Regions from separate parts of the Homo sapiens genome. Here region 2 is linked to region 1. Evidence: read pairs that join two places in POLR2A ChIA-PET (ENCODE). Cell type or tissue: K562. All regions are shown on one strand. Each heading gives the region's core, and the rest is flanking DNA. Links, peaks and the distances in the headings are about the cores only.

Evidence for each region. Peaks named below come from ENCODE experiments on the same cell type or tissue, not always from the same donor. Only the 100,000 strongest peaks of a DNase experiment are listed, where the experiment ranks them.
Region 2: POLR2A ChIA-PET joins it to region 1 with 5 read pairs; 2 of 35 experiments call an interaction of 5 or more read pairs at or near these places.

Annotation. Positions count from the first base shown.
Region 1 is chrX:48,351,168-48,366,368 of GRCh38, forward strand. It overlaps SSX3 (SSX family member 3), which reads right to left and starts at 5,536. Exons shown (of 8, transcript NM_021014.4): 1 at 5,467-5,536; 2 at 4,014-4,102; 3 at 3,465-3,579; 4 at 2,832-2,927; 5 at 933-982. The coding sequence starts at 4,082. It also overlaps the pseudogene LOC791093. In K562, for the core only: no CTCF peak of the experiment used is centred there; a DNase peak (open chromatin) is centred at 5,788.
Region 2 is chrX:48,260,190-48,275,390 of GRCh38, forward strand. It overlaps SSX1 (SSX family member 1), which reads left to right. Exons shown (of 8, transcript NM_005635.4): 5 at 1,577-1,626; 6 at 3,593-3,728; 7 at 6,098-6,202; 8 at 6,665-7,255. The coding sequence ends at 6,198. It also overlaps the pseudogene S100A11P6. Among named protein-coding and RNA genes, the nearest start is that of SSX1, 12 kb to the left of the region's middle. In K562, for the core only: no CTCF peak of the experiment used is centred there; no DNase peak of the experiment used is centred there.

The DNA of each region.
Region 1 (15,201 bases), core at 2,307-10,306:
TTAAATGTAGTAATAATAACAATTAATACCTTTCACAATCCTTCTTTGAATTCAGTCTCCACACTGGCAACCCAACTCCCAGATCCCTTTACCCTCCAAACCAGAGTTGAATCTGCACTTGTGGGATCACTCATTCAGGGGCCTCCGAGGGATCCCCTGGGCTGGGACTGGGGCTTCCCAGACGCCCCAGGTGCAGACAAGGCACTCAAGGAGCTCACAGTAGGGAGGGGCCAACAATCAAAGCGATTCCTAAGCCATGCAAGTGGCCCCAGTAACACAGCAGAGACCAGATGGTCCTTCCTGTTGCGAGAGTGGGTGTCTCAATGGAAGCACCAGCAGGCCCTATGGGGTGAAGCCCTAGTGAGCAACATCTGAACTTCATAAACAAATGCAAACGTGAATGAGCTTTAAATGGCTTGGAGCTCTGGATTAGACTACCACTGACACTGCGCCTCAGGAAAATTCTTTAACATCTCTGTACCACGATAGCCTCATTTTATTATTATGTTGCTGATAACTATGATCTAAAACATAAACTATAATTCTTTACTTCCATTTCATGGACCAGGAATCTGGAGCTCAGAGAACTCAGAAGATTTGTGCCAAGTCATATGGCTATCATATGGATGAAAACTGAAATGTGTTACTCATTATTATTCGGAGATAATAGAAACAATGTCTTCTTAAGGATTAAATAAATTAATCCATGTGAACTGCTTGAAATAGTATCTGGCATCACTATGAAAACAAAAGAGGTATGAACAATCACAAATGTTGGTACTATCAAGCCGTCGGTGCTACATCAGGTGTTGTGATAGACATGGGGAGAAGAAGGCAGTGAGGGCATTGTTGATATTCTCCCACTCTTACCAGTGTTCGCATCCTTGGAGGGACAAAGGTTCTCTGGTCCTTTAGATCTGAAAGATACTCACCTTCGGGAAGATTCCCTGGAGCCTGCCGAAAGTCATCTGAGGACGTTGAACTGAAAGAGAATACATCAGAATTTTTCATTGTTGGTAAAGGTTTCCAAACTCTAGAGAGACTTCTGTCGCATCAGGGTATTCTGCAGCAGAGGCTTATGAGTCCACGCATTGTTGAGGAGTTATTTCAGATTTGCTTCTGAATTATGTTTAGTCATGGTTGATGCATTTATCTGTGGCATCAATTCAGAATTTTCCATCTCATGGTTTATCACATGGGGACTACACCCCATCACAGTCTCATCTTATTCGATTACATATCTTTTACTTTTTCCCAAATAATTAAATTGATTGGTTAGGAATCTGAACTGTATCCACTCAAGATGTGCAACAACTGAAAATCATTGTACACTTCAAATGGGTGAATCTTATGGTATGTGAATTAAGCTGTTAAATGTGTGGTGAACCACGGATGATTTGGTCCAGTGGCTCTGAAAGATTTTCAGTACAAAGACAGTCCTTTAACGTTAAAAACTTGGCAGATACTCAAGCACTGGCTTTTCAGATCTCTTATAGTGATTGCGGGAGATTGTAGAATCTGGCCTGTTTAGTTGGCGAGTAATAGGTCTATTGGAGACGGTTTGGACATTCTGACCTTGTCTTATAATTATGTTGTCAGAGTAGAAGAGCAAGTAAATACATATGTCCCCTTTATTTTCCTGAAATGCACAAAGCTCTCTACCCAAGAACCTGTCTTTTTTTCATCCTATGTTATCTCTGTTCTCTGACAAGTGGGAAAGCTCTCTGTGTTTTCGATAAGGGATCACTCTTTCAAACTCTCTTTCAAGCTCATCACAGAGAATCAGGGTTATTTGGGAATGAGAAGACTATTTGGTTTTGATAAAATACAGAGAAACAGCGATCTTTATTACATAATGTGTTCATCAACCTCACTCCTAAGATACCTATCCAATACCTACATGCTGTTAATGAAACAACCTCTGGAAGTTTTTGGCGGATCTACAGTTTTAACACTTTCTTTCTTTTTTTTTTTTTTCACTTGTAACATTTTCTTAACTGTCCTTTGATACATTAACAGTGCTTAGGAAGAACAACATGTCATTTAAAAAAGAAATATTTCAAACACACAGAAAAGTATGGGGAATAATATTGAGTCCAGTCGGATCTCAACATTACCCCACAGCTAAGTTAGGTCTGATTTATTTATTCAGAATATTAGAAAAACTGCAAACAGGCCGGGCGTGGTAGCTCACACTTGTAATCCCAGCAGTTTGGAAGGCTGAGGCGGGTGGATCACCTGAGGTCAGGAAGTTTGAGACCAGCCTGGCCAACATGGTGAAACCCCGTCTCTACCATAAATTAAAAAATGAGCTGAGTGTGGGGGCACGTGCGTGTAACCCCAGCTACTCGGGAGGCTGAGGCAGAAGAATCACTTGAACCCAGGAGGTGAAAGTTGGAGTGAGCTGAGATTGCCTTATTGCACTCCACCCTGGCCGAGAAGAGTGAAACTCCATCTCAAAAACAAAAACAAACAAAACACACTATCAACAAGTCACAGCTGAAGCTGTCTGTGCAGCACTCAGCAATCCCTGCCCTCCCTCCCTCCTCCACTTACAGCCAGTCACCTTAGTTTGATGGCTTTTTATTCACATTCATGTTTGTATACATTTACCATTTACTTATTATCCATAAAAATATATATTCTTCTTTTGCATGTTTTAAAATTTTATATGAATGACCTCTGTAGTTAACTTTCTGCATGCAATTTTTTTTTTCACTCTGCCCCGATGTGTATGAGGGAACAAATGCCTGAGGCTCTTTCCCAGGTAGCTGAGCTGAAAAGCAATTGGGCTTGAGGAGACCCTTTCCAGCCCCTTCCCATCTACTCACCCTGATTCCCACGGTTAGGGTCATTATCAAAATCATTCCCCTGGAAGTCTGTGACCCGTTTATTACGCATGAAAGATGGGAGGATGGCCTTGAAACCTAGAAAGAAGCAAAATGTTTATTCCTTAAGAGACAAGCTTGGGCCTGGTACGGTGGCTCATGTCTGTAGTACCAACACTTTGGGAGGCTAAGGCTGGAGGATTGCTTGAGGCCAGGAATTCAAGGCTGCAGTAAGCTATGATTGCACTACTGCACTCTAGCCTAGGTGACAGATTCAGACTGACTCAAACAAAAAAAAAAAAAAAAGAAAGAGACAAGCCGAGAGAAGGTAGAGTGGGTGTGTGTGGGGTGGGGGTAGGATGGTTGCCGGGATGCCACAGAGACAGTTGGGCTCATCAGAACAGAAGCCTAAGAGAGAGAAACGTGCAGGATCCAGGTATGAGCTCCACTGTGGCCAGTCACTGCCCTCAGCCCTGACAGGATATAGAAGAGCAGAACACCCAGAAGCTGCCTTGCGATTTTTCCCTACACAAAAGGAAAATGTGAGGTACTTTCTGCAGCCTAAGAAATAGCCAAAGCAGGAAAAGGGATGCTCATGTGTCCCCAGACTTGTCTGTACCTAGAACTTTCTGTTACCTAGTTTAGTCATGGCCTCATACTTTCTCTTCATATACACATAGACGATTTTCTCCGAGACTTTCATCTTTTCCCACTCTTCCTTAGAGAAGTATTTGGCAATATCATCGAAGGCCTACAAAAAAAAAAAAAAGGAATTATGGCAGGGACTCAGCTAGGCATGTCTGCCATTCAGCTGGAGTCGCTTCCTGTGTGCTGGATCTGGGAAGTGGGGATAATCCTTCCTGGTTGATGCCACGGCTAACTGACAGAACATGAGGGACCTTCCTAGCTTCACCCCTGCCACACTGTCGGGCTTTAATGCTGCTGGCTGGCTCTCCTCCCACCTTCCAGAATGGACTGAGAGTCACCAAATGTAGTGCAAGGTCACAGACTTGTCTCCAGGGATGCTAGGTGATGACAGAGTGAGGGTGGGAGGCTCCCAAGGGTCCAGATCTCCCCTGAGACCCTGCTCCTTGTCTCCAGTATCTCTGTCCTCCCCTCCTCAGAAACCGGGTCACCCCACACTGTCCCCTGGGTCACTACTCTGCTCCCTCTAGGTCACCTCACCTTTTGTATCTTCTCTGGTATTTGAGCACCAACCGTGGGTCTCCTTGCAAAGGTGTCATCTCCGTTCATGGCACAGGGAGTAGTCTGACCTGCAAGAGAAACAGATTGAGACTTTCCAGCCGCAGGACCTTTGGTCTTGTGGAGGGAGAAATCAGTGAAGGCCGGCCACTCAGTCACCTGGAATCAGGTGCTGCATTTCTCCATCCGGGGCTTATCTGTCCCTGAGTAAGGATATGGGGAGAAATCAGACGAAAACCAGGAACCAGGGGTCTCTGGGAGAAGTATTGATAGGGGATGACAGGTTTCCTATGGGCAAAGCAGCCTTGAGTCTTTGGGAGGGGGTTGGCTAATGTTGTTAGTAATTTCCCTGGAGCTAGGCTTCCCCTGAAAGATGTATGGACCCTTGTTGGGGAGGCAGGGACATGACTGTGTAATTTTATTCAGTGGGGCATGCTGACACCCCCGCTCAATAAATAAAGGAAGGGAAGTTAGTCCCAGAGATAACGTGGTCTCTTTGGTGATGGATCTGATCAGGCAGAGGGATGGGGGGTTCTGTTCTGCTGAAGAGAAATGAGCATCGCTAATATGAATGTGTTCAGAGGCTATTACTGGGTGATTTGTAAGTTATTAGAACGAAGAGAGCTAGAATTTCTGAGACTACAAGAGCCCGCCATCACTTAGAGAGAATGTGGGGCATTTCAAGTTGCAGCAATCAGCCAGGCGCAGTGGCTCAGGCCTGTAATCCCAGCACTTTGGGAGGCCGAGGCGTGCAGGTCACTTGAGCCCAGGAGGTCGAGACCCGGCTGGGAAACACAGCAAAACCCCCGTCTACAAAATAAACAAAAAGTTAGCTGGGGTTGGTGGAGCAGGCCTGTACCATCCCAGCACTTTGGAAGGCCAAGGTGGGCGGATCGCCTTAGCCCAGGAGCTTGAGACCAGGCTCACAAACGTAGCAAAACCATCTCTACTAAAAAAAACAAACAAACAAAATTTAGCAGAAGCGGGGTGGTGCGCGCCTGTAGTCCCAAGGCCTAGGTGAGAAGATCACTTGAGCCCAGCAGGAAAGATTTGAGTGATTTTTTTTTTCAGACAGGGTCTCGCTCTGTTGCCCAGTCGGGAGTGCACTGGCGTGATCATGGCTCACTGCAACCTCCGCCTCTTGGGTTCAGGCAATCCACCAGCTGTGGCTTCCAAAAGTGCAGGGATTACAAGTGTAAGCCACCACCCCAGGCCCAAATTTCTTAAGTTACTACAGAGTTCCTAGGAAAAATCCCATACCTGAAAAAGTTAGAAACTGACAGGAAAGATTTGAGATGGCGGTTAGAAACTGACAGGAAAGATTTAAGATGGCGGCCTGCCTCATATACACTCCTTATTAAAACTAGATAGCAAATGCACCACGGAGGAGGGGAGGGGTAGGAAGAATGGAAAAAGAAAATCAGTGTATTCTTACTCTGATTTTGGAAGAATCCAAAGAGAAAATCAGACCGTGCGTACTCTTGAGTATGGAAGAATCGAAAGAGAGAGAAAATCAGAGCATGCGTACTCTGAACTTAAAGTAGCGAATCCCAGGGGATGCTTTAGGCGGGAAAATTAGAGTCTCCACCCCCACTTTGAGAAGGTTGTGTCCCTGGAGCCGGGACTGATAGAAGCCACATCCGCTTCGCTTGTTCCGCCTACTGTTCTGACTTCTAATTGGCCAGATGGAGTTCACTAACTGCCCTGATTGGTCCATCATCCTTGGGCAGCGACATTGCAGAATAATGTCTCCTCCTCCAGCCACACCTTGTCGCCACTGCGAAAAAGTGGGTGGTCCTCAGGCGCCGTCAGATTTTGATCTCTCTGAAGACTGTTCCTGGATCTTGGGTTAAAAATCTGGATTCTAGTCTGAACTGTGGGAAGAAAAAAATAGTCAATCTGTGATTTTTCTACTTGAAAGCCACAATGTTTTCCAAACTAGCACATTTGCGGAGGTTTGCTATAATTAGTCGTGGAGTTCATTCTTCAGTGGCTTCTATATCTGTTGCCACTGAAAAAACAGTCCAAGGCCCTCCAACCTCTGCTTACATTTTTGAAAGGGAATCTAAGTGTGGTGTGCAGAATTACCATCCTTTACCTGTAGCCCTGGAGAGAGGAAAATGTATTTACTTATGGGATGTGATTGTGGTATTGGTTACATCTGCCTTGGCCAATCCTCCCGCCTCTGTCTCGGGACTACAGGCGCAAACCACCCCACCCCCACTAATATTTTTTATTTTTTGATTTTTTAATAGAGAAGGTTTTGCTGTGTTGGCCAGGCTGGTCTTGACGTCCTGGGCTCAAGCGATCCTCCCACCTCGGCCTCGGGACTACAGGCATTCACCACCCTGCCTACGCTTTTTTTTTTTTTTTTTTTTTTAAGTAGAAACCAGGTTTTGCTATGTTGGCCAGGCTGGTCTCATTGGCCAGGTTGGTCTCATCGTCCTGGGCTCAAGGCATTCTTCCACCATGGCCTCGAGACTACAGGCATGCACTACCCTGCCTACGATTTTTTTTTTTTTTTTTTTTTTTTTTTTAGTAGAAACCATGTTTCCCTATGTTGGCCAGGCCGGCATCAAGCTCCTGGGCTCAAGGGATCCTCCTGCCTCAGGACCGCAGCCACGCACCACCCTGCCCAAGCTATTTTTTGTTTTGTTTTGTTTCGTTTTAGTAGAAACCAGGTTTCGATATGTTGCCCAGGCTGGCCTCAATCTCTTAGGCTCAGATGATGCTTTCATCTTGGCCTCAGGACTATAGGCGTGTGCCATTCTGCCCTGCTCATTTTTATTTTCATTTATTTATTTATTTATTTATTTATTTATTTTAGGAGAGGCAGGCTATCGCTTTGTTGGCCAGGCTGGTATCAACCTCCTGGGCTCAAGCAATCCTCCCACCTTGGCCTCAAAACTACAGGAGTGAGCCACCCCACCCACGCTATTTTTTTGTTGTTCTTGTTGTTAGTAGAAATGGGGTTTCACTATGTTGGCCAGGCTGGCCTCAACCTCCTAGGCTCAAGCAATCGTCCTGCCTTGGCCTCGGGACTACAGGTTCACACCACCCCGCCCCCACTAATATTTTTAATTTTTCTACTAGAGACAGTTTCGCTATGTTGTCCAGGCTGGTCTCTACCTCCGGGACTCAAGTGATTCTCCCGCCTCGGCCTTGGGACTACAGGCATGCACTACCCTGCCTTTTGCTATGTTTCCCAGGTTGGTCTTGACCTCCTGGGCTCACTCAATGATTTGAACCTGGGAAGCCGAGGTTGCATTGAGCTGAGATCACACCACTGCACTCCAGCTTGAGCGACAGAGCAAGACTGAAAAAAAAAAAAAAAAGAAAGAAAGAGCAAGAGAGAGATCAGCGGAATCTCCGTAAGAACAGGGAGCTTTGTGGTATTTTAACTTACCCTTGTCCCATCTCGTGCTCCCAGCTTGGTTCTGTTCATTGCTGATGAAATACAGATAGGATTGGCCAGAACTGGTAGATGGCTGGCTGTTGATCATGAAAATGTCAGACCTGATATAGTCCTCCTTGGAAAGGCCCTTTCTGGAGGTTGATACTCTGTGTCTGCAGTGCTGTGGGATGATGGCTTAATGCTGAGCATTAAGCCAGGGGAACATGGGTCCACATACGGTGGCAATCCACTAGGCTGCTGAGTGACCATCGCAGCCCTTGAGGTTTTAGAACAAGAAAATCTTGCTGAAAATGCAGAAAAAAAATGGGTATTATCGTGAGAAGTGAACCCATGAAGCTACCTTCTGATGTTGTAACTGCCATAAAAGGAACAGAATTATTATTATTATTATTATTTGAGTCAGAGGTTCACTCTGGTTGCCCAGGATGGAGTGCAATGGTGCAATCTTGGCTCACTGCAACCTCTGCCTCCTGGGTTCAAGCGATTCTCCTACCTCAGCCTCCTGAGTAGCTGGGATTACAGGCATGCACCACTATGCCCAGCTAATTTTTGTATTTTTAGTAGAGACGGGGTTTCGCCACGTTGGCCAGGCTGGTCTCGAACTCCTGACTTCAGGCGATCCACCCGCCTCAGCCTCCCAAAGTGTTGGGATTACAGGCGTGAGCCACTGTGCCCGGGAGGAAAATAATTATTAAATGCTATTGTTATTAAAGAAACCATAGACTGTAATGCTTGGGAGGTGTGTCTATGACTTCGAGATTATGGACTTCTGGCCAAGCCCACCCATGGTGACATCATCAGGTTTCGCCTCTGCTGGTGATCAAGGAGGATGAGATTCGAGAGTCCAGTGAAATCATTAACAAGACCATCTTGCCGTTCTGAGGGTAGCAGCTGTTTTCAGTGGTTCCTGGGAGCCGGCTGGAGACAGGTGGTCCTGTAAAAGCTCTGCTCTAAATGTAGGCACATTCCACTCCCATGTGTCTTCAAAATCTTTTTGTGTATATATGTTTTTTCAGTTGATACATAATAGGACAATGTTTATGAACCTGACATTTGCTTTGTAGTGTTAAGAGAATGTAATGGCATCTATATTCAGTGAAAGTGTTTTGATGTGCACGTGTACTTTATAAGGTGAAATGCATCTGTATATACAGACAGCCTTTAAATCACATCCTTCAGTATACTTTATATATGCTTTTATAATTTCCTTGCTGGTATAAAGGTTTTGTATTTGAAAAAGATATCTCTAGCGTATTACATAAAAGGCTTCACCTTATAAAGTCAAATCATTGTTTTCATTGAATTTTAGGAACGATCAATGGTTAAGCATATAAAAAATACTAGTTTTTTTGTTTTGTTTTTGTTTTTGTTTTTGTTTTGAGACGGAGTCTCACCCTGTCACCCAGGCTGGAGTGCAGTGGCTCGATCTCCGCTCACTGCAAGCTCCACCTCCTGGGTTCACGCCATTCTCCTGCCTCAGCCTTCCGAGTGGCTGGGACTACAGGTGCTCACCAAAACGCCTGGCTAATTTTTTGTATTTTTAGTAGAGACAGGGTTTCATCGTGTTAGCCAGGATGGTCTCGATCTCCTGACCTCGTGATCCGCCCGCCTCATCCTCCCAAAGTGTTGGGATTACAGGCGTGAGCCACTGTGCCCGGCCTATAAAATACTAATATTAAGTAAACTTTATATTGACCAACACCAGGATATAGTCTATGGATGTCATTATTTTGAATTAAGAATTAGTGTTTAACATTCCTAAATTGTTTTGAGTGCTTGATTATAATTTGTAAAAAAAAGTTTACTTTTAATATTTCTTTACATTTTAAACAAAGCTTGTATTTCAGAAAAAAAAACAGACAGAACATGGCCGGGTGCAGTGGTTCACGCTTGTAATCCCAGCATTTTGGGAGGCCGAGGTGGGCAGATCACTTGAGGTCAGGAGTTTGAGACCAGCCTGGCCAACATGGAGAAACCCCGTCTCTACTAAAAGTACAAAAATTAACCAGGCATGGTGGCACCCGCCTGTAGTCCCAGCTACATGGGAGGCTGAGACAGGAGAATAGCTCAAACCCAGGAGGCAGAGGTTGCAGTGAGCTCGAGAGCGTGCCACTGCACTACAGCCTAGGAGACAGAGTGAGAATCCCTCTTGAAAAAAAAAATGTACAGTACATTTTCATCACCGCAATGCTATCCCTTGTGCTACTCATTTTTAGTAATACTCTCCTCCCATCCGCCATCCCTAATCCCTGGCAACCACAAATCTGTTTTTCGTTTCCACAATTTTGTCTTTTCTACAATGCTGTACAAGTGAAATCTTATAGTATATCATGTTTTATGGGCTTATTTCACTCAGCATAATTCCATGGAGATTTCTCCAAGATATTGATATTTGTGTATCAATAGTTCATTGTTGTTGTTGTTGAGACAGAGTCTCACTCTGTCACCCAGGCTAGAGTGCAGTGTCTCGGCTCACTGCAACCTCTGCCTCCTGGGTTCAAGCAATTTTCCAGTCTCAGCCTCCCGAGTAGCTCTGACTACAGGTGCGCGCCACCACACCCGGGTAATTTTTGTATCAGTAGTAAAGATGGGGTTTCAACATACTGGCAAGTCTGGTCTTGAACTCCTGACATCATCATCCGCCTGCCTCGACCTCCCAAAGTGCTGTGATAACAGGGTGAGCCACTGTGCCCTGACAATAGTTCATTTTTATTGCTGAGTAGTATTCCAGGGGATGGATGTAGCACAGTTTGACCATTCACTTATTTTAGGACATATTGATTATTTCCACCTATTGGCTATTACAAGTAAAGCTGCTATGAACAATTATGTACAAGTTTCTGGATGGGCATACATTTTAATTTCTCTGAAGTGTAATTGTTGAATTGTATGGTCATTGCATGTTTAGTTTTATAAGAAACTACCAAACTGCTTTCCAGAGTGGCTGTAAGATTTTACCTTCCCAGCAGCACTTAATAAGGTGTCCAGTTTCTCTGCATCCTTGTCACCATTTGGTGTTGTCACTATGTCTTTTATTTTAGCTATTGTAATAAGTGTGTAGTGATACCTCATCGTGGTGTTATTCTGCATCTAGTGAAGCAAATGAGTGTTGAACATCTTTTCATGTGCTTATTTGCTTATTTCCTCTTCAGTGAAATGTATGTTCATATCTTTTCATGATTTTCTAACTGGATTATTTGTTTGTATTTTTTACCATTGAGGTTTTTATTATTTTTTTTTCTTGAGACAGAGTCTTGCTCTGTTACCCAGGCTGGAGTGCAGTGGCACGATCTTGGCTCACTCCAACCTCCGCCTCCCAGGTTCAAGTGATTCTCATGCCTCAGCCTCCAGAGTAGCTGGGATTACAGGCACGCATCATCATGCTTGTCTAATTTTTGTATTTTTAGTAGAGATGGGTTTTTTGCCATGTTGCCCAGGCTGGTCTTGAACTCCTGGCCTCAAGGCATCTGCCCTCCGTCCACCTCGACCTTTCAAAGTGCTGGGATTACAAATGTGAGCCACCACGCTCAGCCTACTGTTGAGTTTTGAGAGTACTATACATATCCATTACATATTCTGGATGTGAGTCCTTTCTTGGATATGTGGTTTGCAAACATTTTCTTTCAGATCATACCATATTTTTTCATCCTTCTAACAAGATTTCTTGCAGAGCAAAAGTTTTAAATTGGATGAAATCTAATTTATTTTTTCCTTATGTATTATGCTTTTTGAACCATTCACTATGCCCTAGATCTCAGACGCTTCTCCTATATTTTCTTGTAAAACTTTTTTTTTAGTTTTTTTGTTTGTTTGTTTGTTTTTTGAGATGCATTCTTGCTCTGTTGCCCAGGATGGAGTGCACGATCTCGGCTCACTGCAAGCTCCACCTCCCGGGTTCACACCATTCTCCTGCCTCAGCCTCCCGAGTAGCTGGGACTACAGGCGCCTGCCACCACACCTGGCTAACTTGTTTGTATTTTTAGTAGAGACAGGGTTTCACTGTGTTAGCCAGGATGGTCTCGATCTCCTGACCTCGTGATCTGCCCACCTCGGCCTCCCAAAGTGCTGGGATTACAGACGTGAGCCACCGTGCCCGGCCTTTTATAGTTTTATATTTTAGATTTAAATCTATGATCCACTTGACTTACTTTTTTGTATAAAGGTGTGAAGATTAGGCCTTTTTGGTTTTTTTTTTTTCTTTTTGGCCTATGGCTCTGCAACTGCCCCAGCATCATTTGTTAAGCAGATGATCTTTCCCTATTTTTGTCTCTTGGTAAAAAATCAGTGTGGGGCTATTTCTAGGATTTCTATTTTGTTACAGTGATCTATGTGTCTATTTTTCTCCCAATAATATATAGTCTTGATTCCTGTAGCTATATAAGAAGTATTGAAATATGGTAGAGCAATTCCTCCCACCTTATTCTTCTTTTTCAAAAATTGTCTTAGCTATATAAATATTTTTTGAGATGGAGTCTCACTTTTGTCGTCCAAGCTGGAGGGCAGTGGGGTGACCTCGGCTCACTGCAATCTCTGTCTACCGTGTTCAAGCGGTTCTCCTGTCTCAGCTTCCCGAGTAGCTGGGATATCAGGTGCACGCCACTACACCGGCTAATTTTTGTATTTTTAGTAGAGACAGGGTTTCGCCATGTTGGCCAGGCTGGTTTCAAACTCCTGACCTCAAGCGATCTGCCCGTCTCAGCCTCCCAAAGTGCTGGGAATACAGGTGTGAGCCACCGGGCCCAGTGTTGTCTTAGCTATTGACAATTTGTTACAGCAGCAATCAAAAATGAATACACTTAGAAATAGATTAATTAGTGAAACAAAATAATAAGTCAAGAAACAAACTAATTTATATACAAACTTAAGCATGCATTTCCAAACAGTGGGCAAAAGATGGGTTGTGTAATAAAGGATTGTTGACAAGTGTCTATCCATTTGGAAAAATAAACATTAAATCCTTACTTTCAACCACATAAAATAATAAATTCTAAAAATTCAGAGACTTAAATGTGAAAACGTGAAGTCATAAAGAACTAGATGAAATTTTAGGAAAATATTACAGTGTAAGACATCTTGAGTTGGCATAGGCACTTCCTGATATTACACCAAGGCTATAAATAATGAATCTGACATATTTAAAGACGTAAAAATTAAAGTATCATCTAAGTCAAAAGACACCATAAAAAACTGTTTAAAAAGGCAAATATTAGGCCAGGCACAGTGGCTCATGCCTGTAATCTCAGTACTTTGGGAGGCCAAGGCGGGCAGATCACGAGGTCAGCAGATCGAGACCATCCTGGCTACCACGGTGAAACCCCGTCTCTACTAAAAGTACAAAAAATTAGCCGGGTGTGGTGGTGGGCGCCTGTAGTCCCAGCTGCTCGGGAGGCTGAGGCAGGAGAATGGTATGAACCTGGCAGGAGAATGGCATGAACCTGGGAGGTGGAGCTTGCAGTGAGCCGAGATCGCACCACTGCACTCCATCCTCGGCAACAGAGTGAGACTCCATCTCAAAAAAAAAAAAAAAAGGCAAATTTTGGGGAAAATGAAGCATCCCCAATAAATTAACAGTAACCATCTCTAATATATAACAAAGCGTTTCCATATCAATAAGAGAAACTGGAACAACCCAATGAAAAAATGTGTTCAGGCATGGCACTACTTTATCATATAGCAGAAAAGGATTACAAAACAGAAATTACGAAAGGAAAATAATAAAGGAAGTGGAGAAGAGATCCAAGAACTTTCAACGTTCATCCAATAGAAGATCCAGAGGTAGAGAATAGAAAGACTGGGATGGGCGCGGTGGCTCACGCCTGTTATTCCAACACTTTGGGAGGCCAAGGGAGGCAGATTACCTGAGGTCAGGAGTTCGAGACCAGCCTGTCCAACATGGTGAAACCCCGCCTCTACTAAAAATACGAAAATTAGCCCAGTGTGGTGGGGGGCACCTGAAATCCCAGCTACTTGGGAGGCTGAGGCAGGAGAATCACTTGAACCCGGGAAACAGATGTTGCAGTGAGCTGAGGTCCTGCCACTGCACTCCAACCTCAGTGTCAGAGCAAAACTCCATCTCAAAAATGAAAAAAAAAAATAGACTGGAGAGAAGGCAGTACTTGAAGAAATAATGTTCTAGAATTTTCCCAGCTGAACAAAGACATGAATCTTCAACCTGAAAAGAGCCACCTAGTTCTGAGCCTGATTAACACACATGTGCACACACACCTGTGCACGCACGAGCGCACACACACACACACACCCTCGGGGTAAAATTTCTAGGATAAAGATAAAATCCTGAAAGGTCCCAGAGAGAAAAAGAGAAGAGAGAATGCAATGGAGAGGTTTTTCAAGGAGCTGATTTAAAATAACTTTGGGCCAGGCGCAGTGGCTCATGCCTGTAGTCCCAGCACTTTCGGCGCCAAGACCGGATGCTCGCTTGAGCTCAGGAGTTTGAGACCAGCCTGGCCAACAAGGCGAAACCCACTTCTACAAAAAACACAAGTAACCAGGTGTGGTGCCACATGCCTGTAGTCCCAGCTACTTGGGAGGCTGAGGCAGGAGAATTGCTTGAGTCCGGGAGGTGGAGATTGCAGTGAGCCGAGATTGTGCCATTGCATTCCAGCCTGGGTGACAGAGCCAGGCACTATCTCAAAAAAACAAAACAAGAACAAACAATAAAAAAAGTTGAACCTAGATATCTATATACAGCCAGGATAATCCAGAATGAGGGGAAAAATATTTCAGAAAATTCATGACGCATATACCCTTCAGAAATAATTATTGGTATACAGTCCTGTGAGAAGGGAAAACTAAATTTAGGAGGAAGGAGGTGATTTCAGTAAGCAATGGTGAGGAGAAAAATAGTAAAATTTATTGAAAAGTGTAAACTTTAGATTGAAAAATTTAAAAATTACAGTCTTGAACTAAAATTCCCAGTATTATAAACTTGGAAGATGGGAGCAGGGACAAGAAAGAAAAGATAAGCTGTTTTGGTGTTCAAGGAATGGATACAGATGCTAATGAATGATAGAATTTGGTGGTGCATGCCTGTAACCCGAGCTACTCAGGAGGCTGGGGCAGAAGAATCACTTAAACCTGGGTGGTGGAGGTTGCATTGAGGTGAGATCACACCATTGCACTCCAGCCTGGGAAACAAGAGTGAAACTCTGAAAAAATAAGTAAATAAAAGGCCAGGCACAGTGGCTCACGCCTGTAATCCCAGCACTTTGGGAGGCCGAGACAGGTGGATCCCTTGAGTTCAGGAGTTCGAGACCAGTCTGGCCAACAAGGTGAAACTCCGTCTCTACCAAAAATACAAAAATTAGCCTGGCATAGTGTCACACGCCTGAGGTTCCAGCTACTCAAGAGGCTGAGGCAGGAGAATTGCTTGGACTCGGGAGGCAGAGGTTCAGTGAGCCAAGATCGTGCCACTGCACTCCAATCTGGGCGACAGAGGAAGACTCTGTCTCAAATAAATAAATAAATAAGTAAATAGAAAACCTATTGGATAGATTGGATATGAAAACATTAACTGCTCAAATAAATAATTCAGCGGAATAGATTGGATGTTAAAACCGATATAGTTGAAAAAGCAATTACTGAGCTGAGGAAATGCATCTAAAGAATTCATGAAAGTAATCGGTAATGGATAAAGAAGAAGTAAATGAAAGAAAAGTTAATTAATAGGGAGGATAGAAGAATAAATGTCAAAACACATCTAATAGTAGCCTTATAAGAAGAGAATATAGTCATTAA
Region 2 (15,201 bases), core at 2,139-10,138, 91 kb before region 1:
CTCTGATGGCCAGTGATGGTGAGCATTTTTTCATGTGTTTTTTAGCTGCATAAATGTCTTCTTTTGAGAAGTGTCTGTTCATGCCCTTTGCCCACTTTTTGATGGGGTTGTTTGTTTTTTTCTTGTAAATTTGTTTGAGTTCATTGTAGATTCTGGATATTAGCCCTTTGTCAGATGAGTAGGTTGCAAAAATTTCCTCCCATTCTGTAGGTTGCCTGTTCACTCTGGTGGTAGTTTCTTTTGCTGTGCAGAAGCTCTTTAGTTTAATTAGATCCCATTTGTCAATTTTGGCTTTTGTTGCCATTGCTTTTGGTGTTTTAGACATGAAGTTAGGCAGGAGAAGGAAATAAAGGGTATTCAATTAGGAAAAGAGGAAGTCAAATTGTCCCTGTTTGCAGACGACATGATCGTATACCTAGAAAACCCCATTGTCTCAGCCCAAAATCTCCTTAAGCTGATAAGCAACTTCAGCAAAATCTCAGGATACAAAATCAATGTACAAAAATCACAAGCATTCTTATACACCAACAACAGACAAACAGATAGCTAAACACTGTTAATGAATCAAAGGACAGTTAAGACAATTTTAAAAGTGAAAAAAAAAGAAACTATTAAAAGTATAGATCCACCAAAAACTTCCAGACATTGTTTCATTAACAGCATGTAGATATTGGATAAATATCTTAAGAGAGAGGGTGATGAACACATGTAATAAAGATTGCTGTTTCTCCATACTTTATTGAAACCAAATAGTCTTCACATTCCCAAACAACCCCAATTCTCCATGATGAGCTTGGAAGTGAGTTTGAAAGAGTGACCCCTCATCCAACACACAGAGAGCTTTCCCAATTGTCAGTGAGCGGAGATAACATAGGATGAAAAAAAGACAGGTTCTTGGGTAGAGATCTTTGTGCATTTCAGGAATAGAAAGGGGACATATTTGTTTACTTGCTCTTCTGCTCTGACAATACAATCATAAGACAAGGTCAGAGTGTCTAAACTGTCTTCAATATCTCTATTACTCCCCAGCTAAACAGGCCAGAATCAACCATCTCCCACAATCACTATAAGAGATCTGAAACTCCAGTGCTTGAGTATCTGCCAAGTTTTGACATTAAAGGAGTGTCTTTATACTGAAAATATTTCAGAGCCACTGGACTAAATCATCCATGGTTCATCACACATTTAACAGCTTAATTCACATACCATAAGATCCACCCATTTGAAGTGTACAGTGATTTTTAGTTGTTGCACATCTTGAGTGATTACAGTTTACATTCCCAACCAATCAATTTAATTATTTGGGAAAAAGTAAAAGATATGTAATGGAATAAGATGAGACTGTGATGGGATTTAACCCCCATTTGAGAAACCATGTGATGTAAAATTCTGAATTGATGCCACAGATAAATGAACCAACCATGACTAAACATAATTCAGAAGCAAATCTCAAATAACTCCTCAACAATGAGTGGACTCATAACCTCTGCTGCAGAATGCCCTCATGCAACGGAAGTCTCTCCAGAGTTTGGAAATCTTTACCAACAAAGAAAAATTCTGATGTGTTCTCTTTCAGTTGAACATCCTCAGATGACTTTCGGCAGGCTCCACAGAATCATCCCGAAGGTGAGTATCTCTCAAATCTAAAGGACCAGAGAACCTTTTTCCTTTCATGGATGTGAACACTGATAAGACAGGGAGAATATCAAAAACGCCCTCATTGCCTCTTTCTCCCCATGTCTATCACAACAACTTATGTAGCACCGACGGCTTGATAATACTAACAGTTGTGATCCTTAATACTTCTTTTGTTTTCATAGTGATGCCAGATACTATTTTAAGCAGTTCACATGGATTAATTAATTTAATCCATAAGAAGACCTCTATGACATTGTTTCTTTTATTATCTCCAAATAGTAATGAGTCACACACTTCGGTTGTCATCCATATAAAAGCCATGTGACTTGGCACAAATCTTCTAAGTTATCGGAGCTCCAGATTCCTAGTCCATGAAATGGAAGTAAAGAATAATAGTTCATGTTATAGACCATAGTTATCAGCAACATAATAATAAAATGAGGCTATCGGGGTACAGAGATGTTAAAGAATTTTCCTGGGGCACAGTGTCAGTGGTAGTCTAATCCAGAGCTCCAAGCCATTTAAAGCTCATTCACGTTTGTATTTGTTTATGAAGTTCAGATGTTGCTCACTAGGGCTTTACCCCATAGGGCCTACTGGTGCTTCCATTGAGACACCCACTCTCGCAACAGGAAGGACCAGCTGGCCTCTGCTCTGTTACCGGGGCCACTCCCATGGCTTAGGAATCGCTTTGACTGTTGGCCCCTCCTTGAGCTCCTTGAGGGCTTTGTCTGCACCTGGGGCATCCGAGAAGCCCCAGTCCCAGCCCAGGGGATCCCTCAGAGGCCCCTGAATGAGTGATTCTGGAAGTGCAGATTCAGCTCTGGTTTAGAAGGTAAAGGGATCTGGGAGTTGGGTTGCCAGTATGGAGAACGAATTCAAAGAAGGATCCAGAAAGGTATTCAATGTTATTATTATTACATTTGAACAATGTTTACAAGCTCAGAGAGGATTTTCCCTTAGCTTATTTTACATGTATTATTCACTATTTCATAAGTGAGGAAGCTGAGTAAAAAGTAGCTTAAGGGCCGGGCGCGGGGGCTCACGACTGTAATCCCAGCAATTTAGGAGGTTGAGGCGGGCAGATTACGAGGTCAAGAGATCGAGACCGTCCTGGCCAACATGGTGAAACCTCATCTCTACTAAAAATACAAAACTTAGCAGGGCGTGGTAGCGCCTGCCTGTAATCCTAGCTACTCAGGAGGCTGAGACAGGGGAATCGCTTGAACCGGGGAGGAGGAGATTGCAGTGAGCCAAGATCGCACCACTGCACTCTAGCCTGGTGACAGAGCGAGACTTTGTCAAAAAAAAAAAAAGAGTAGCTTAATATTGTTGGTCAGTGACACATCCCAGTGTAACCAGAATTGGTATGGGTACCACCTCACTGAATTCCACATTCAATGTTGGTGCCTCGGTAGGGTGGTATGCCAGATCTGGTACTGCTTTCTTTGCTGCCTAGATTAATTTCAGCAAACCATTTCTTTACCTCTCCCTTCCCTGTATTCATCTCCCCACACCATCTTTCCCAGCAGTGTTTTGTCCCCTCCCTATGTTTTTACATTTACTCTCCCAGCAGCTGTCTACGAGCTTATATGGGATCCCTTGTATTTTATAGAAGCTCTTCCTTTTGTAGACCTTGTGAATTCTTAGAATGCTATTTTTCTCCAAATATTCTGTGTACTACACTCTCAACTACATGGAGATTTCTGCTGTTTCCACGAATGTCAGTCTTAAAAGAGTGTGAAGATAAGCATTCTAGCCCTGGAAACTGCATTCATTTAGGCCATTCCTTTTGCTTCTAATCTCCCAGGTTTGTCTCATTTAGGCAAGTGTAACTCTCCCCGCGTTGTTGAGAACATTCATTAAGGTAATGCATGTGAAGACGCTTTGTAAGCTCTAAAGCACTATAGAAATGTCACTGATACTGTTTATCTGTAACCTTCACATTATAAAGATCATGCCCAAGAAGCCAGCAGAGGACGAAAATGATTCGAAGGGAGTGTCAGAAGCATCTGGCCCACAAAACGATGGGAAACAACTGCACCCCCCAGGAAAAGCAAATATTTCTGAGAAGATTAATAAGAGATCTGGTAAGAGGAAATGATTTGGGAACAACTTCTCTGGCTTTTCTGGCTATGTTCAGGTGTGTGGACTGGGTGTGTGGCATGGATCCCAGACAAGCCTGGGTCCAGGCTGGGCTGAAGAGCTCGCCCAGCTCCAGATGAGATGTTAGACATGACTTCCAGAGATGCAGACTGGAGTTGTCATCCATATAAAAAACCACGTGACTTGGGACAAGTCTTCCAAATTTTCTCAGCTCCAGATTCCTAGTCCATAAGATGGAAATAAAGAATCATAGTTCGTAAATTGTTTGGAGGCATTAAATTAAATCCTGAAGGCCTGATGACATGAAAGGTGCTCAAGCGATTCTATCTGTGATAACCTGGGATCATATCTTACTCAGCTCAATGCCTGATACCCAATACAGGTGTACTTCAGAGATATTGCAGGTTGGGTTCCAGAGCACTGCAATAAAGTGAGTCACACACATTGTTTTTCGTTTGTTTCGCAGTGCATAAAAACATTATGTTTACACTATAGTGTACTCTACTAAGTGTGCAATAGCATTATGTCTAAAAATGTACATACCTTAATTTTAAAATAATTTATTGTTAAAAAATGCTAACAATCTTCTGAGCCTTCAGTGAGTTACACTCTTCTTGTTGGTGGAGGGTCTTGCCTCGGTGTTGATGGCTGCTGGCTGATCAAGGTGGTGGTTGCTGAAGGGTGGAGTGGCTGTGGCAGTTTCTTAAAAGAACACAACAATGAAATTTGCCACATCGATTAGCTCTCCCTTTCATGAAAGATTTCTCTGTAGTATGTGATGCTATTCGATAGCATTTAGCCACTTTAGAACTTCTTTCAAAGTTGGAGTCAATCATCTCTAGCTATGAAAGTTTTAGATGGCATCTACTTCCGATAAAAGGCTGTTTAATCTATATTGAAAATCTGTTGTTTAGTGTAGCCACGTTCATCAGTGATCTTAGCTAGATCTTCTGGATAACTTGCTGCAGCTTCTCCATCAGTGTTTGCTGCTACACCTTGCACTTTTATGTTATGGGGACAGCTTCTTTCCTTAAACCTCACAAACCAACCTCTGCTAGTTTCACACGTTTCTTCACCTCTCTCAGCTTTCATGGGCTTGAAGAGAGTTCAGGTCTTGCTCTGAATTAGACTTTGGCTTAAGGGAATGTTGTGGCTGGTTTCATGTTCTATCCTGATCACTCAAACTTTCTCTATTGCAGCAGTAAGGCTGTTTTGCTTTCTTATTCTTGTGTTCACTGGGTATTAGTATTATTATTTCCTTCAAGAACTTTTCCTTTGCATTATATACTATTCTTTCTTTCAAGAACTTCTCCTTTGCATGCACAGCTTGGCTATTTGGTGCAAGAGGCCTAGCTTTCATCCTGTCTCGGCTTTCAGCATGCCTTCCTCACTAAGCTTAGCCATTTCTAGATTCTGATTTAATGTGAGAGAATGCGACTCTTCCTTTCATTTGAACAGTTAGTGGCCATTTTAGGATTGTTAACTGTCCTAATTTCAGTATCGCTGTATCTCAGGGAATAGGTAGGCCCAAGAAAAGGAAAAGAGATGGGGAAGAGCTCATTGGTGGAGCAGTCAGAATACACACAACATTGATCAATTACGTTCGTTATCTTCTCTAGGTGGAGTTCCTGTTACCCCCAGAACATTGACACACAACAGGGTGACTATAGTCAATAATAACTTAATCGTACATTTAAAAATAACGAAAAGAGTGTAATTGGATTGTTTGTAACACAAGGATAAATGCTTGATGGGATGGATACCCTATTTTCCATGATGTGATTATTACGCATTGCATACGTGTATCAAAATATCTCACGTACCCTATAAGTATATACACCTACTGTGTATCCACAAAAATAAATTATTTTAAAAGACTAAAAAACAACAAAAACAATTGCAATAATAACATCAAAGCTCACTGATCACAGATCACCATAACAGATATAATAATAATGGAAAAGTGTAAAATTGGTGAGAATTCCCCCCAAAAAATTACAGTGTCTGCATAGCACTATAAAAATGAGGTGCCATAAAACAAGGTATGCCTGTGTGCCCTTAACAAATACGTGCTGAATGAAAGGAGGTATCGGTGAATGTTCCCGTAAGTGAAGAGGTTGGTAATCTAAACGTCACAACAGAAGGAGCCAGAAGCTAAAACATTAATTGGTATTTGTCGTGTATTGGTGTGGGTCTAAGGCCTCAGCCTCTCTAAGCCAGAGAATGTGAAAAACTGGATAAAGAAGGCCCATGGGCACTTGGGAGGGAGGAGGCATCTCCTTTTTTTGAGAAAACAGAGCCTAACACTCTTCAACGTACCCAACCCTCATCTTCCAACTCTTCTCCATCATAGGACCCAAAAGGGGGAAACATGCCTGGACCCACAGACTGCGTGAGAGAAAGCAGCTGGTGATTTATGAAGAGATCAGTGACCCTGAGGAAGATGACGAGTAACTCCGTAAGTGAACCTTCGGCTCACCCTCCACATCCCTGCAGATGTGCTATTCTGTTATGGTACTGGTATCCCATCTTGTCATTTGTTTCCCAAATCATTCCTTTCTCATAATTTTCTACTGTACAGCATTGAGGCTGAATGATGAGATTTCCCATGCTCTTTCTACTCCCTACCCTGTATATCCAGGGATCCTCACCACCCAGGATGCTGTGGGTTCCCAAACCCCAGGTCAGCCCTGATATGTGGCCACACCTTCTTCTAGCCTAGGAATGCATAAACCAGGCGAGGAAGTCACTGTGGCATGAGCAGATGGTTCACTTCGAGGAACCATGGAAGGCGTGTCCAGGTCCTGGGGTAGGGCAGAATCAGAGTGTGCAGGGTCTGCAGGTCAGGAGGAGTTGAGGTTGAGTTATTGGGCAGTGGGAACTCGCTGTCACTTACTTTCCTTCCCTCTTCTCGCCTCAGCCTGGGGGATACGACACATGCCCTTGATGAGAAGCAGAACGTGGTGACCTTTCACGAACATGGGCATGGCTGCGGCTCCCTCGTCATCAGGTGCATAGCAAGTGAAAGCAAGTGTTCACAACGGTGAAACTTGAGCGTCATTTTTCTTAGTGTGCCAAGAGTTCGATGTTAGTGTTTCCATTGTATTTTCTTACAGTGTGCCATTCTGTTAGATACTATCCTTATAATTGATGAGCAAGACATACTGAATGCATATTTCGGTTTGTGTATCCATGCACCTACGTCAGAAAACAAGTATTGTCAGGTATTCTCTCCATAGAACAGCACTATCCTCATCTCTCCCCAGATGTGACTACTGAGGGCAGTTCTGAGTGTTTAATTTCAGACTTTTTCCTCTGCATTTACACACACACACACACACACACGCACACACACACACCAAGTACCAGTATAAGCATCTCCCATCTGCTTTTCCCATTGCCATGCGTCCTGGTCAAGCCCCCCTCACTCTGTTTCCTGTTCAGCATGTACTCCCCTCATCCGATTCCCCTGTATCAGTCACTGACAGTTAATAAACCTTTGCAAACGTTCCCCAGTTGTTTGTTCCTCTCATTATTGTGCACACAGCTTTGTGCACATGTGTGAATATTTCTTTAGAAAGATTCTTAGAAGTGGAATTGCCATGTCAAAGGAGTCATTTATTCAACAAAACCCTAATGAGTGTGTCCTCGTGCTGAGCGCTGTTCTAGGTGCTGGAGAGACATCAGGGAACAAGACGGGGAGATGTTCCTGACCACCATTCTAGAGGAGGATGTTTCCAGTTGTTGGCTTTCTTTGTTTCTTTGTTTGTTTGTTTCTTCTGGAGATGGGGTCTTGCTCTGTCCAGGCTGGAGTGCAGTGGCACGATCATAGCTCAATGCAGCCTTGAACTGCTGGGCTCAAGCGATCCTCCCACCTTGGCCTCCTAAAGTACTAGGATTACAGGCATGAGCCACCGCGCCTGGCCTCCAGTTTTTATTTTGATAGGGACTATACACTTCAGTCCTGGAGCAGGATTCTGCAGCAGGTGGTTGGGCAATTTGGCCTTCGCTCTCTGAACAATTTTCGGGTTCTAGGGCTGGGATGGTCCATTTGGGAGTATGTGGGAAGAGACACAGATGAAATCGTCATCTGGGGAACATGGAGGAATGAGGAAGATGCGTGCACTGTAGACCCTGTGATGGCCAGGGAATAGAAGAGTCCACTTAGTCTCCATGCAGGGGAGCAACGGTGGGAAGGTCCCCTGGACAGAAGCATGAGACTGCCCATCAAGGGTCTCACCACCCAAGGGCCTGGGGGCTGGGGTGGGGACGATGATTTGGGAATGGGACAGTTCTTTCTCACAGGTACCAATGCACGGTGCAGAGGGGAAACAGTTGTGGGGAAGGGAAGGGCAGAGGGGAGTCTATTTTAGCACAAAGCATTGTGTGTGAATGGAGACATCAAAGCTCCATTCACACACCATGGACTTGAAACACCAGCCCCAGGTGGAGGCAGGATTGGAGCTGTTTTGACCGTCCATAGCCCATCACCTTGGCCTCCTGGTTCTCCCAGCCTTAGAAGGAGCACACTATGATCATTATGCCTATATGACAGATGAGAGACGGAGTCCCAGAGAGATGGTAGGCGTCTTGTCACAGGTCCTACAGCTGGCAGGTGCAGGAGGAGCTGAGTTTGGAGCTCACTGACTTCAGAAACATTAAGGAGGACAGGTGTGTGTGGTGGAGGAAGGGAGAACTGAACAAGTCCCGGGTTCTGTCCCGTCACAAGGTAGAGGCTGTGGGTTCATTTTCCAAGACAAGGAACCCTTAGAGATGGAGAGTGCAGGGAGGAAGAGGCAATCGTGGACATAGTGGGACAGTGGGAGACAGAGATGTGCAGCGTAGGGAGAAGAGGGGCAGGCAAAGAAGCAGGGGATACCCAAGACCAAGTGTGGGCTGTCACAGCCACCAGAGGGAGAGGGTGCCAGGAAGGAGGTTGTGGGGCTCCAGGAGCAACAGAGGTTCCCCAGATCTGTGAGCACGCCCTGCCTGGCACTGCAGGAAGAGGTGGCTGCCCCCCAGGTCAGTGTGGACGTGCCTCTACCTGTGTCTCAGAGGAAACAAATTCTATTTTATCCCAATATAGTTCTGTATTACACAAATGTAACATTCGGCTACTAGATATCAGGTGCCTTATCCTCCATGCAAACAGAGGAGAGGATACCCAAAAAGAGATACTGAAGGATTTGGTTTTTCTTTCTCCCTGGGATGATGGGATCCATAAGTTGGGTCCCCCAGCCCACAAGACAGGTGCCAGGAAGGGTGACTGGAAGAGTGTGAGTCATGACAGGGAACATTTTTCCTTAGGTTTCTTGGGTATATAAAGCTCCCGACTGTCTATCATGGATAGATAAAGAGTGAACATGGTCCCCTCTCCACAAATGTGTTTCTTTCCTTCATTATTACTGTGAAGTGCCGAAGATACACCAAGTCCTGATACATTACTTTTTTTTTTTTTTGAGACAGAGTCTCGCTCTGTTGTCCAGGCTGGAATGCAGTGGTGAGATGTCGGCTCCCTGCAACCTCTGCCTACCAGGTTCAAGCGATTCTCCTGCCTCAATCTCCAGAGTCGCTGGGAACACAGGCGCGTGCCACCATTCCCAACTAATTTTTTATATTTTTAGTAGAAACGGGGTTTCACTGTGTCAGCCAGGTTGATCTTCTGGCCTCGTGATCTGATGGCCTCAGCGTCCCAAAGTGCTGGGATTACATGCGTGAGCTAGTGCGCCCAGTGATGCATTACTTTTTTATGTCTGTGTTTTTTTATATTTTATTTTTTATTTTTTTATTTTTTTTGAGACAGGATCGCACTCTGTCTCCCAGGTTGGAGTGCAGTTCTGCAATTTCAGCTCACTGCAGCTTCGATCTCCCAGGCTCAAGGGATTCTCCTACTTCAGCTTACGAACTACCTGGGACTACAGGCACTTGCCACCACACCCAGCTAATTTTTGTATTTTCTGTAGAGACAGGATCCCACTATATTGCCCAGGCTGGTCTCTATCTACTGGCTTCAGGCAATCCTCCTGCCTCAGCCTCCCAAAGTGTTAAGATGACAAGTGTGAGCCACCTCGCCAGGCCTTCGCTTTCTTTAATGAACAATTATCAGAGTTTCATCTTAGAGGCAAAAGTGGCTACTGCCAGCCAATCTGAGTGTTGTGTCGGAGGGGAATCTGGCTGGTTCAGACGTTTCAAATGAACTTTTAAATTAACCTACCTGATGATTACCCTAAGGCCCTTTCTCGCTCCATGTTTTTTTGATTATGGGTTTGGAGTTTTTCAGAAGCTTTCCTACAAAGAACATCTCCTGACTGGGCGCAGTGACTCACGCTGTATTCCCAGCACTTTGGGAGGCCGAGGCAGGCAGATCACTTGAGGTGAGGAGTTCGAGACCAACCTGGCCTACATTGCAAAAACCCTGCCTCTACCACAAATACAAAAATTAGCCGGCCATGGTGGTGGGCACCGGTGAATTCCAGTTACTGCGGGGGCTGAGGCATGAGAATCACTTGAACCCGGGAGATACACCGTGCAGTGAGCCGAGATCACGCCACTGTACTCCAGCCTGGGCGACAGAGTAAGTCCCTGTCTCAAAAAACAAACAGCATCTCTCGCCTACAGTGATTTGAGCTGTGGTCTTGTCTCCTCGGGTTTCTCTGTCAGTCTGATCCCATCTACTCTATCTCCCAGGAATGCCTCAATATATCTGGTGGACCACTGACACGTTTTCCTATTTTCCTCTACTGTTAAGGATTGACCCTTGAAAACATTTTCTTCCTAGTTTGATGGAACGTTGAGTGGGGCACGGGATCTAGCTGCCATCTTGCTCCAATCATCTGTTATTAGATATTTCATGTATTTTTTGTCACAATATAAGTGTAATTTTTCTCAATTTGGTTTTCTAAATGGCTATTATTGGCATGTAGAAACCCTATCTATTATTGTTAATAATATTTTGTTACCTGTCTGGGTACAGCTTCCCCTGTATTTTGGCACAAGACTCAATCTATTTTATTCTTCAAAACAAAACTGACAGGCTGAGTGTGGTGGCTCACACCTGTAATCCCAGCACTTAGGGAGGCCGAGGTGTGTGGATCAACTGAGGTCAGGATTTCGAGACCAGCCTGGCCAAGATGGTAAAACCCCATCTCTACTAAAAATACAAAAAAAAAAAAAAAATTAGCCGGGCATTGGTGGTGCACGCCTGTAGTCCCAGCTACTAGGGCAGCTGAGGCGGGAGGATCATTTGAACTCGGGAGGCGGAGATCGCAGTGAGCCAAGGTGGCACCACTGCACTCCAGCCTCGTGGACAGAAACTCTATCTCTAAATAAAAAGAAAAAGAAAAAAAGAAAATTCACTTCACCGGCAATAGATAGTTATAAAAGGATAATTTATGGAAGATTTCATAGGGGAGACTGATGGAAAGAAAGGAAGTATACATTTTACAGAGCTGAGCAGTTCACTGCAAAAATCACCAGAACTGCCTTTTTCTCCAAAAATGCTACCCATAAGCTATTCTACTACTGGTTCTTCTAGTCCTTTTCTCTATTCCAAATCCTCAAATTGTCCATTTCCTTATTGGGGTAATTTTCCTCTGCCCAGATCTGGGTCCTCCACCACACTTAACACTGTCTGCGAGTGTGTGAATTCCCATTATTTTAGCTCAGGTTCCCAAGGAAACAGGCTTTGGGCCATACAGGACACCTCTAGACAGACTATACTGAGAAGCCATGCTTGGAACGGTGCATGGGGAGAGGAGAGGGAATTTACGTACCTGGCTCTCACTCATGGTTTTTTTTTTTTTAATTGGTCAAAATTTACCCCATAGGCATGAACTCCCCCACACTTCTAGATTGCATCATCTGCCCCTTTCACAGCTGTCTTGGAAGCCAGATCCCACACTTTGAAGTGTAGTGTTTCATAGAAACCAAAAGTGGTCCTAGAGGCCAGGTGTGGTGGCTCACGCCTGTAATCCCATCACTTTGGGATGCCAAGGCAGGAAGTTCATGAGGTCAGGAGTTTGAGTCTAGCCTGGCGAGCATGGTGAAACCCAGTCTCTACTAAAAATACAAAAATTAGCCCGGCATGGTGGCACACACCTGTAATCTCAGCTACTCGGGAGGCTGAGGCAGGAGAATCGCTTGACCCTGGGAAGCAGAGGTTGCAGTGAGCTGAGATCGCACCACGGCACTTCAGCCTGGGCGACAGAGCAAGACTCCATCTGAAAAACAAAACAAAACAAACAAACAAACAATCAAAAAAGTGGTAGCAGAAACCAGAAAGTCCATGTATGTAGCTAATTGGCCTGGTTGTATAGCAGCAGCCAAGGGTGAAAACTAAATACTCCCAGACAAGTTCTAAGTTCACCAAGGAATTGGAGTACCCATCTGTGCTAGTTAATTGCCTTTATCTGAAGGAAAAATAAAACTCATATCTCTATGACAAGCAGGTGCTTAGAGCTTGGAGAAAGGCACCTAGGCAAACTCCCCTGGTGACAGGGAGACTGGGACGTCATCTTCCTCAATGTTCACGTTTCAAAGAGATGGCTCAAGGCCCTGAAGAAAGACCTTTCTAGGGACTGGTCATGGTGGCTCACACCTGTAATTCCAACACTTTGGGAGGCTGAGGCTGGAGTATCACTTGAGGCCTGGAGTTCAAGTCGAAGACATTCCTGGGATATATGGGGCCAGAGGCTTACATATCAAAGGAAGAATTTACCAATACAAATTTTCTGAAGGAAATGCTCTAGGGAAAGGGAAATGGGAAAAGGTCTCTTCTTCCCTTTTGGCAACAGGAAAATCTCAATTTTATGTGTAGTTAACCTTACAATTTCCCCCTTTTGTTATTCTTTTATAGTAACATTACAATTTTCTAATTATCTCCACTGCTGTTTCTATCTTTCTCTGGGTAGTGTACAGCCACATAGATATCCAACAAGTCCATAGTAAGATGCAAAGCAAAGCAATTATCAGGATTATAATAGAATGACTTTTTTTTTTCGGGACAGAGTTTCACTCTCATTGCCCAGGCTGGAATGCAATGGTGCGATCTCAGCTCGCTGCAACCTCTGTCTCCTGAGTTCAAGCGATTTTCCTTCCTCAGCCTCCCAAGTAGCTGGGATTACAGGCATGCACCATGAAGCCCAGCTAACTTTGTATTTTTTGTAGAGATGGGGTTTCACCATGTTAGCCAGGATGGACATGAACTCCTCACCCCAGGTGATCCGCCCACCTCGGCCTCCCAAAGTGTGAGGATTACAGACGTGAGCCACCATGCCCGGTCTAGAATGAATTTTTAAATTCAGTGTAATACTCACCTCGTCAGGGGGCGGGGCGACCATTCAACACATCATAGTGGTTAATTGTGTCAAAGACAAAATAAATTATAGAGACAAATTCCTAAATCAAATGCTGTATTTGGGAATCACAAAATTGCAATTCAGGGCATATACACGGACTGGGGTGGTCTTCAGTATGTCCAACGAACAAACAGAAGTTGGAAGCTTTATCGGAAAGAAAAATGTTACATATTGTTTTGAAATGAGGCTCACTGGCCCTGGAGAAGCTGGTTCATTTGCACAATCAGTTTTAAAATTCCCTCTTTTGATGAAGATCTTTCTTTCAAAACCTCACTGATCAGCCATCTTAAAGTGAGGCTTCATTGTCACTCCATGCCAGGATGGACCTGTGCCGGTTGTCTTTGTCCCATGTCAAGGGAAAGGTAAGGGAGTCTATATCAGGAACATGGGCCACATTTGAGCCACAAAGAGGCCAGAAGGAAAAAAAAATCAGGCATGTTTGTTTGGAGTTCAGCATCTTATTAGTTCCATCTATATTAGCATTCATCTTGAAGCACTAGGCCAACATTATCCTGTTGGGAGAACTGGCTGAACAAATATTAGACAGGCAACAAGAACAGAGCTCAAAGATCATAATACAAAAATAATTAGCAATCTTTTTTTTTGTTTGTTTTATTTTATTGCAATGGAGTCTTGCTCTGTCGCCCAGGATGAAGTGCAGTGGCATGATCCCGGCTCACCGCAACCTCCACCTCCTGGGTTCAAGCAATTCTCCTGTGTCAGCCTCCTGAGTAGCCAGGATTAAAGATGTGTGCCACGAAGCCCTGCTACATATTTTTGTATTTTTAGTAGAGATGTGGTTTCACCGTGTTGGCCAGGCTGGTCTCAAACTCCTGATCTCAAGTGATCTGCCCACCTCAGCCTCCCAAAGTGCTGGGATAACAGGTGTGAGCCATCGTGCCTGGCCCTATAACCAATGTTTTTAATTGTATCCGTCTATAAAGAGAGAGCAGATTTTTTTGTGTGTGTTAAAAAAAAAGTGGGCCAGGTGCAATGGCTCACACCTATAATCCCAGAACTTTGGGAGAGTACTTGAGCCCAGGAGTTCAAGATCAGCCTGGGAAACATAACTAGACCCCCATCTCTGAAAAAAAAAAAAAAAGAAAAAGAAAATAAAGAGAAAAGAAAAGTAAAGTATGGTTTTATTACTACCTGCATGAGGTGGTAGGTGTGCTTGAGAGAAGGGAAGAGAGGAAAGGAGGGGAGGAGAAGACAGGGCAGAGGAGGGGAGGGGGAGGAGGAGAAGGGGGGAGAGGGAGTGGGAAGCTGCAGGCAGGAAGGAATGGTTTTATTACTGAGTGGGAAGCTGCAGGCAGGAAGGAATGGTTTTATTACTACCTGCAGGCAGGGCCTGCATGAGGTGGTGGGTGTGCTGGGCCCAGGGTATGTGTGGGCTGTGAGCAGATGGTGATGGTGAGGCTGGAAGGAAAGGGGGTGGCTTGGAAACCAGGCCCAGGGGATCCTCAGATCTGCTTCTTGGAATGGGCAGCCTTGAGAAAAGAGTCATGGTAAGCCACAGTCATGCCATCCATCAGATGCAGACATTCTTGGAAATCTAACTGCCCATCACTAGTGAGGTCCAGTTTCTTCATCATGTGGTCAAAGACACTGGGGCCTCTGGTTCTTCGTGAAGGCATCTAGTTCTCTATTCATGAAGCTTGGGAACTCTGTCTTGGAGTGAATGCTATTGTAACCATCCTTTCCAGCCTATTTCTGGAAAACAGCAATCGGACTCTCTGTAGGGCTGGAGATTTTTGCCATGTTGGAGTTGAATGAGACACCAAGAGCAGGTTTTTACTGGACCTGTGTAAATAACCATACTGCCGTAAGAATATTTCCAAATAGTTTCAAATTCTGGAGGAATCGAGCAGAAAGAAAAAGCAAATCTTTCCATCTTAGTTTACAAAAGTACACTTTACCAAATTGTTATAAACTATAGACAGTTTAACAGAGGAAATTTTCTCTTTTTTTTTTCATTTTTTGAGAAAGGTTTGTGCCCTGTTGCACAGGCTGGAGTGCAGTGGTGCAAACATGGCTCCCTGCAACCTCTGCATCCTGACTCAAGTGATCCTCCCACCTCGGCCTCCCAAGTAGCTGGGAC